2 separate regions of the Homo sapiens genome follow, and region 1 is linked to region 2. A link is an interaction called in ENCODE POLR2A ChIA-PET data of the cell type or tissue named here. Cell type or tissue: A673. All regions are shown on one strand. Each heading gives the region's core, and the rest is flanking DNA. Links, peaks and the distances in the headings are about the cores only. Region 1 holds the start of LOC105370972 (a long non-coding RNA gene). Region 2 overlaps SV2B (synaptic vesicle glycoprotein 2B).

What was found. ChIA-PET counts read pairs that join two places held together with the same protein. Peaks named below come from ENCODE experiments on the same cell type or tissue, not always from the same donor. Only the 100,000 strongest peaks of a DNase experiment are listed, where the experiment ranks them.
Region 1: POLR2A ChIA-PET joins it to region 2 with 5 read pairs; 3 of 35 experiments call an interaction of 5 or more read pairs at or near these places.

What each region holds. Positions count from the first base shown.
Region 1 is chr15:91,245,517-91,249,914 of GRCh38, reverse strand. The region is part of intron 2 of SV2B (synaptic vesicle glycoprotein 2B); the gene reads right to left. It overlaps LOC105370972 (a long non-coding RNA gene), which reads left to right and starts at 3,838. Exons shown (of 3, transcript XR_007064760.1): 1 at 3,838-4,398. In A673, for the core only: a CTCF peak has its summit at 2,130 (motif pointing right); a DNase peak (open chromatin) is centred at 2,164.
Region 2 is chr15:91,188,621-91,193,018 of GRCh38, reverse strand. All of the region lies in intron 1 of SV2B (synaptic vesicle glycoprotein 2B), which reads right to left. Among named protein-coding and RNA genes, the nearest start is that of SV2B, 91 kb to the right of the region's middle. In A673, for the core only: no CTCF peak of the experiment used is centred there; no DNase peak of the experiment used is centred there.

The DNA.
Region 1 (4,398 bases), core at 177-4,176, 57 kb before region 2:
GTGAAGCCAGCAGGTCCTAGGCTTTTCTTCGTCGAGAGGTTTTTGGTTACTAATTCAATCTCTTTAGTCATTAATGGTTTGTTAAGATTTTCTATTTCTTCATAATTGAGTGTTGGCGGATTGCATGTTTCTAGGAATGTATGCATTTCTTCCAGATTACACAACTGGTTGTGTGCAATTTTTCATAATAATCTCCTGTGATCCTTCATATTTCTGTGGTATCAGTTGTAATGCCTTCTCTTTCATTTCATTTCTAATTTTATTTGAGCCTTCTTTTTTCCTTAGTCTAGCTAAAAGTCTGTCAGTTTTGTTTATCTTTTCAAAAAACCAACTCGATCCTTTAACTATTACACTTTGCTGCTCTTTACAGATAAGCATTTGTTAGATTCCTTCTCTTTACATTAGTTCATTCTTTCTTCATCTGCTCACCCCCAGTATTGCTTGTCAAGTGAGGAATGGTTCCATCCTTTCAAGGAGATAAACAATAAAATGTATGATTATCTATGAGTGAGAAAAAAGGTGCTCAATAAAGGTATCTGTCAGGTATTATTAAAACCCAGAAGAAGAGCAAACCTTGGATATAATTCACTCAATGTGGGAAGGCTTCCAAGAGAAAGACATTGAGCTGTTCTTGAAAGACAAACAGAATTTAGTCTGATTTCCATTTGGTGACTGAGGCAAAAAGAAAGTCTGATATGTTCGGGCAACTTCTTGTAAGTAGCCTAGCGTGAGTAGAGCATAGTTCATGTAGGGGAATCTGGTGAGGGTTCAGGCTAGAAGGTAGGACAGAAGCCAGATCATAAACATGTGTGTGTGTGTGTGTGTGTGTGTGTGTGTGTGTGTGTGAAAACGTAGATGTATGGATGCATGCACGTGTGATTGTGTGTGTGCACATGGGTGTTTGCATGTATGTGTATGGGCCCATAAACTGAAAGCAGGGAGAGGGAAAAGAGACTTAGAGGAGTGCTCCAGAGATTTGCTGAGAACTAGTCTCCACACCCCACACCCTGAGTCCACCCTAGAGAAAAACACTAGCATCCAATAAAAGTCTATTTTTTCTTTTACTTCAATAAAGCTGTCTTCAGCACTTCTCAAACTTTACTGTGCACATAAATCACCTGGGGATCTTGTTAAAATCATATACTGATCCAGCAGGCCTGAGATGGGCCCTGAGATTCTGCATCTCTAACAAGCTGCCAGCTGAGGCCAGTGCTGCTGGTCTGGGGACCACACTTTGAGTAGCAAGAGGCTAGAGCACATCTGTCCTCCTGTAAACAGTAAATAATGATGAGAATCCAGGCCTTGGAACCCAAAGATCTCATTCACTAGTTGTATGATTTGGGAGCAAAACCTCTCACTTTCTGAGGGTATTAATCACCTCATTTATAAACCGATTACTGAACTAGAGATGATCTCCAAGTTGCCTTCCCATTCATTAATTTTAAATTAATTTTTTAAAAATGTAAATAATGAAAGATGAAGTACTGTGGATTTCCAAGGAAGAAGATATGCAGATTAAAAACATAAACTCAGACACAAATGTTTGATTAAACTACTTAAGGCCATACAAGGCATTTTTTTGTTTGTTTGTTTTTTGTTTTTTAGATGCTCTGTCACCCAGGCTGGAGTGTAGTGGCACGATCTCGGCTCACTGCAAGCTCCGCCTCCCGGGTTCACGCCATCCTCCTGCCTCAGCCTCCCTAGTAGCTGGGACTACAGGCGCCCACCACCACGCCCGGCTAATTTTTTGTATTTTTAGTAGAGACGGGGTTTCACCGTGTTAGCCAGGATGGTCTTGATCTCCTGACCTCGTGATCCGCCCACCTCGGCCTCCCAAAGTGCTGGGATTACAGGCGTGACAAGGATCTTTATGACATTGTACACATGGATCAAAATATCACAGGTGCTCCAAAATATGTACGACTATGATAAATGACTTTAAAAAGAATCGAATAATAATAATAAAGATATCCTTAACAAAAAAGTGGCTTCTAACCTACCAGTTTGCAATCTTAGCAATGAACACTGTGCAGTTATGAAATTATTGTCCCTCAGCTCCAAAGCCACCCTCCTAGACCTTACTTGGTCCACAAATCCCGGTCAGTTTTGCCAGCCACTCTCTGCTAGGCTCTGCCAATAGAGGGCGCTAGAGGGAGGCTTCAGGGCTGGGGAAAGAAGAAAGCACCTGTCCTTTCTGTTCCCTGTAGGTTTCAGCCTGACTGCAGCAATTCCTTTCTAGATAGCAGCTGCATCCAATTAGCAGAGGCCACATTGCACTTCATTCTCCTCTCCAACACCAGCAACTGCCAGCCAGGGCCTCTCTTAAGAGAGCTGAGTTGCAGCTTTATGGAACCCCTTTTCAAGATTCTAAGTTATAATCATTCCAATCTCTTTCCTTTATTCTCCAAGCCCTAGGGGAGGTAGCTTCTCCCTGCATTTGCTACCTCAGTGAAACTTTTCAAAAGCGTTTCACCCATCCTGTTAATAATTTTTACATTAAAATCTCTCTTTTCAAGTAACTGGTATGATTTGTCTCCTGACTATCCCATGACTGATCTAGACACCTAGACAAATTGAAAAACTTTACAAGTTAGATGTTGAATCCAACCCCTTAGTTTTACCAGACGAGGAGGCTGAGCCCCAGAAAGGGTCAATAACTTGCCCAGAACCTCAATGCTGGCCGAGGACCTGCTGGCACTGCATTTCTGGTCTCCTGGCTCCAGGCCTTGTGCTTTCACTACTAAACCTCACTGTCCAAGGTCATGGAGGTACCAGAGAGAATAAGAAGAGCTTCTCAAATGCTGTCTTTGAAGTCTAGGAAAAGGAAGAATGAAGGAAAAATGAGCCTATCACCAGGGAAGGGAAATACAAAATTAACAATGTCTCTGGAATGGCTATGTTATTAGACTCATTTAAAATCTGTCTTTAGCAAAAGAAATTTAAAAAATACATTTGGAAAATTAGAGTGCAGTGGAGTTATCAAAAATTACCTTAGTGTGAAGCAGATAAGGAACTAGTTAGAAAGCCAGAAATTCAATCTTCCCTCAATTTCACTCAACAAGCTCGGTGGCATATTAGGGAAATGATCCCTTAATATACTGAGATTTTTGAGGAAATTGAAAACCAGGATTGCTACTTGCAGAGCAAAGGAGGAAGAGGAGAAGAAGGAGGAGGAGGAGGAGGAGGAGGAGGAGGAGGAGGTTGAAAGGAGGAGCGATGTGGTGGAGTGGAAAAGACTTTTAATTGGTGGTAACACAACAAAGGAAATAGAATACCCCTCCTTGGAAGAGGGAGGAGCCTGCAGTGACAGGCACCATGCAAGAAAGAGCCCAGTTCTGAGACTGAGACATCTGGGCCATGGTCCTGGCTCCATGACTACCACAGCATGCCTGTGGGCAGCCCATTCAGCCTCTCTGACCACTATTACATCTTTGTAAAATTCGGTGCCCATCTTTGCAGAGTTGTTAGGATTATATAGGGGAGTGGATTTAAAGTATCTAGCAAAATGCCTGGCACCAAAGTAAATGCACATTTAATAAAAGCTGCTATTGATGTTATTAGCAGTACAGCTTAAAATTGTCTAGGACCTTGGAAAGCCACAGGATTAGAAAAATAAAAATAAGATGGTGATATTTTAAAAACAAGCCAATCATATACTAAAGGAATATGAGGAAAAAGGATAGAGAATAGCATAGGAAACTTATTTTTAGTAGTATGCCCTTTAAATAGACCTCCCTCTCTCCTTACCTGGAGAAGAAGCCAGCTTCCAATAAAAAGCTTTTTTTGAAAAATATTTTCGAAGTTTCCTCTAACAAGACTTTGAAGGGGGGATTTTTTTTTTTTTTTTTTGCTAACTCATATTTCTTCAGTTCCCACATTAAATGTCATCTCCTTAGAAAGGCATCCCTGATGTTCCAAACTAAGGCTCCACCAACTTTTTCTATAAAGGGACAGAGCATAGATATTTTACTTGTAAAATGTACTTTGCCAATCTTCTATGGTCTCTGTCACATCATATTATTATTCCTAAATTTACAACCCTTTAAAAATGTTAAAAAAAAAATTGGTCATAGGTTTGTAGACCACAGTTTGTTGGTTCCTGTTCCAAATTTCAGTCGTCCCTGATAGTCTTTTGGCAGCATACTATTGCTTTTCCTTTGTATCACATGTCTCTATTTGATGTTATATATTTATTTGTTTGATATTTGCCAAACTCCTGTGACTGTAAACTCCTGGACGAAGGGACCATGTTGATTTTGCTTGAGGAGAGTTCGACACTGTGTCTCTAGCACAGAGATGTACACATAGTAGGTACTCCATTAATATTTGTTCAATAAATAAAACAATCTAAAAGTAATTCCTATTCACTGTAAGAAAATCTGAGGAATACCCCCCAAA
Region 2 (4,398 bases), core at 150-4,149:
TGTGTCTCTTTTTTTCATTTCAGAGAGGAAACATTGGAAAAATAATCCATAGTATGAGAGCAGCCACAGCCTGCAAATGACTGGTTTGAACTGCCCAAGCCAATGTACTGCATCCATCCAGGCCAGCCTCAGGAGCCTGCACAGCAGGTGCCTGGAAAAATAGCACAGCTTGGTTTCAAGCTATGAGTCACGTGTCAGTCCCTAAGGTCTGCATCGTAAAAAGAAGTTACTGAAAGTCATTCATCTGTCCACTACGAGCAAAACTCTGTGATTTTGTAAAATGGGAAAAATTGGAGTGAATTCCCTTTACCTTGTGAAATAAAAGAAAATGTCACCTGCCTTCCCCTTTTCTTCTCCATCCTTTTTTAAAGGGAAGAATTATGTTAGCCATTTTAAAGCCATATTAGGAGCAACTCAGAGACTGTTGTTCATAAACACATCAAGAATGTCACATTGTTTCACACACTACTTCACTGATTTCTCATCACATCCCTTGTGAAACCCATATTGATATTATCTCATTTTACACATGAGGAACCTGAAGTTTAAAGAGGCCAAAGTCACTTCCAAGACTGACCTCAGACCTCAGGACAGAAACACTAGACTCAAGAAGTCCTATTGACAAAGAGTTAGAGAAAGGAACAGAAATCCTAGAGAGGAACTGAATTCAAGAAAGCATAGAATTGTATGTCAGCCAAATTTATAATCAAATGCGAGAGTGAAATGAAAATTCTTTTAGTCATTCAAGGCCTGGGCTTATTACACAAAGACACACTTTGAAAATAATTTTTAGGACAAACAGTGCCACAAAAAGAGAAAATAAATTCCTTCCTGCTAGGCATGGAAGGAAAAGTGAATAAATATGTTAACAAGGTTTATTTTTTAAATAAGCAATGACTTTTAAAAATGTATAAAATCCTAGAACTAAAGATCAATACTAATATGATAGTGGGCAGGAGACAGAGAGACCAGCATGAGGTAAGAACACGCTAATATATTCACTCTGGTGGAAGATCTGGAATCTAAGGGTAACCGCCAGAAAAATAAAACTCAAACTTTAAAACTTATAAAATAAAATTTAACGTATCCAGTGGAAAATAGGAAGACAGAGAAAAATCTTTATAAAAGATGTGTAAAATGTTTTTCAAAAAGAAAATGAGATAGAGTAATAAATACTAATGTAATAACTAGTTAATATAAAAAGTCAAACTAACTGATTAAAAGATGAGATTCTCAAGTTGTATTTTGAAAAATATCCAGCAAAATGTTGCCTATAAGAGATGTATTTAAAACAAAAGTAGTACATGGAGAGGTTATGCAGGAGAAAAATTTTGCACCAGACATTTGTTTCAAATGGCAAGATAAATTGTATTTGAGCTACCGCAGTAGGGGAGAGAGACTTCAATACAGAGCTGAGTTCAACTCCAAAAGCAGCGAGACACCTTGGGATTTACAGCCAAGAAGCAGACAAGGGGGTCAGTGGGTAGAAAATTACTGAGAGGAACTTAGTTAGGTACCAAGAGTAGAGAGATTTTTGCTAAACTGGCTTAACAAGATTCTTGCTAAAGGTTAGGCAAGTACTTCGATATGAAGGTGGGGGGGATTAATAACTTGATGATGTATCAGGGTGGAAGGGTTCTCTCTAAACTATCTCAGTAGGATTCTTTGCTAGAACTGGGCTCAGCAGGCCAAAGACAAGACCTAATTGAGAAGAAGATTACTAGGAGCCTGTACAAAGTTTGATCAAAGAGGGAGTTTTTGTCAATTGAAACTAAAAATACAAAAATTAGCTGGGTGTGGTGGCCAGTGCCTGTAATCTCAACTACTCAGGAGGCTGAGACAGAAGAATCGCTTGAACCCGGGAGGCGGAGGTTGCAGTGAGCCCAAATTGCACCATTGCACTCCAGCCTGGGCAACAAGAGCAAGACTCTGTCAAAAAAAAAAAAAAAAAAAAAGAAACACCAAAAAAACCACCAGGGTAACCATCTTAATATCAGACTAAATAGAATTTAAGGCAAAAATTATCATAAGGACAGAGGTATGATAAATAAAGGTAGACAAAACACTAGATCAAGAAACTATAATGATCATGAACAAAATCCTCTAAATAATATAATATCCAAATACACAAAGCAGCATTGATAAAACTACAGAGAGAAGTAGATAAATCAACCATTGTAGCTGGAGATTGTAATATTTCCTTCACTAAAAAACATAAAGAAGACTAAAAGAAAAGTCATGTTACAGAAGAACTAAAAAAAAGTTTGTGTGCATAGGTGTATTGACAACATATGGAACATTTGCAAAATCCTACAATGTACCAGAAGCTTCATAGAGATTATGTCTCTGACCATAAAACGGGAACATCAGAAACCTACAACATATGTCTGAAAACTAAGAAATATTCTGCCTTTGGCAGAAAGAAGAAACAAAAATGAAAATTTAAAGATACTTAGAACAGAATGAAATAGAAGGCACTCCAAATAAGTATTTATGACTACAGATAAATACTGATTACCAAAATCCTACTGCAAACATCCTGCTGAATGGGGGAATTTTCCATGCATTCACTTTACGATCATGAACAAAAAAATAATGCGCATTTTTACCACAACTATAAAACATAGTACTGGAGGTCCTCAAGAAGACAATTATGCAAGAAAAAGAAATAAAGGAAAAAAAAAGAAAACACTGAAAATGAAAAGGTATAATGATCACTATTGATGAATGATATGACCACTTACATAGATCATTCATATAGATGTAATAATCCAAGGTAGATAGATAAAAGATGAACATAAATCACAGCACACCAACATGGCACATGTATACATATGTAACAAACCTGCACGTTGTGCACATGTACCCTAAAACTTAAAGTATAATAATAATAAAATTTAAAAAAATAGCATTTCTCTTTATCAGCAATAACTAACAAGAAAATATAATATGAAATAAGATAAAACAAAATAGCAATAAAATCTTTAAAATATCAAGGAATTTTTCTTTCTTTCTTTCTTTCTTTTTTTTTGAGATGGCGTCTCGCTCTGTCGCCCAGGCTGGAGTGCAGTGGCGCAATCTCAGCTCACTGCCAGCTCCGCCTCCCGGGTTCATGCCATTCTCCTGCCTCAGCCTCCTGAGTAGCTGGAACTACAGGCGCCCGCCATTACACCCAACTAATTTATTGTATTTTTAGTAGAGATAGTGTTTCACTGTGTTAGCCAGGACGGTCTCGATCTCCTGACCTCGTGATCCATCCGCCTCGGCCTCCCAAAGTGCTGGGATTACAGGCGTGAGCCACCGCGCCCGGCTGGAATTTTTCTAAAAGGAGTGAACCAGCCCTTTCCAGAGAAAATCTAAAACTCTTTCAAAGAATGCTTTTAAAAGGCTTGAACATATGGAAAGACTTACCAAATTTATGTGTGAGATGGTAACATGATAAAGAAGGGATTTTCTTATAATTAGATTGTAGTGCTAAGGTACTTTGGAGAAAACTGACATTTTTATAATGTCAGAAGTATCGAACTACATATATACATATATAAATAAACATGGGTAGATCTTTTAAAATAGCACTGTGTGAAAAAGGAAGAAACAAAACAAAACCACGGTGCAATGCCATTTATGTATATAAAATACATAAAAATAAAACAATACATATATTTTATGAGTATACATAAGTGGACTTACTAAACGTGTTGGAATGGATGCCTACGAAAGGAGGTAAATGGGGACGGAGGTGAGAGGAAAAAATGACTAGAATAACACAAAATACAGGACATTTTTCCAAGGACCAATTATGACAGTGTGCCATGAACAAAATGTAGTCTATAAAAAAGTAAGAGGTGGAAAAAAAAATGACATTTGGAGAAAAAAAACTGAGGTAGAAAATAGGACGTACAGCCGTGCTCATTCCTGTAATCCCAGCACTTTGAGAGGCCAACGTGGGTGGATCACCTGAGGTCAGGATTTTGAGACCCGCCTGACCAACATGGCAAAACCTGTCTCTACTAAAAATACAAAAATTAGCCAGGCATGGTGGTGTGCACCTGTAATGCCAGCTATTTGGGAGGCCGAGGCTAGAGAATCACCTGAACCTGGGAGGCGGAGGTTGCAGTGAGCTGAGATTGCACCACTGCACTCCTGCCTGGATGACAAGAGCAAAACTCCATCTCAAAAATAAATAAATTAATAAAAATAAGAGAGAAAATAGGATGTACATATATCCTCAAGAACTTAGTATTAGAAGCTACTAGGTCATGAGAACAATAATAAAGAAAACCTGTAATACTTGATGGGGCATAAAAATAAGAGTGTTCAGATTAATCTTTTTCAAAAAAAGCGGGCCCTAAGTAACCTACACTATTCAAATGACATATTCATGTTCAAAATAAGGAA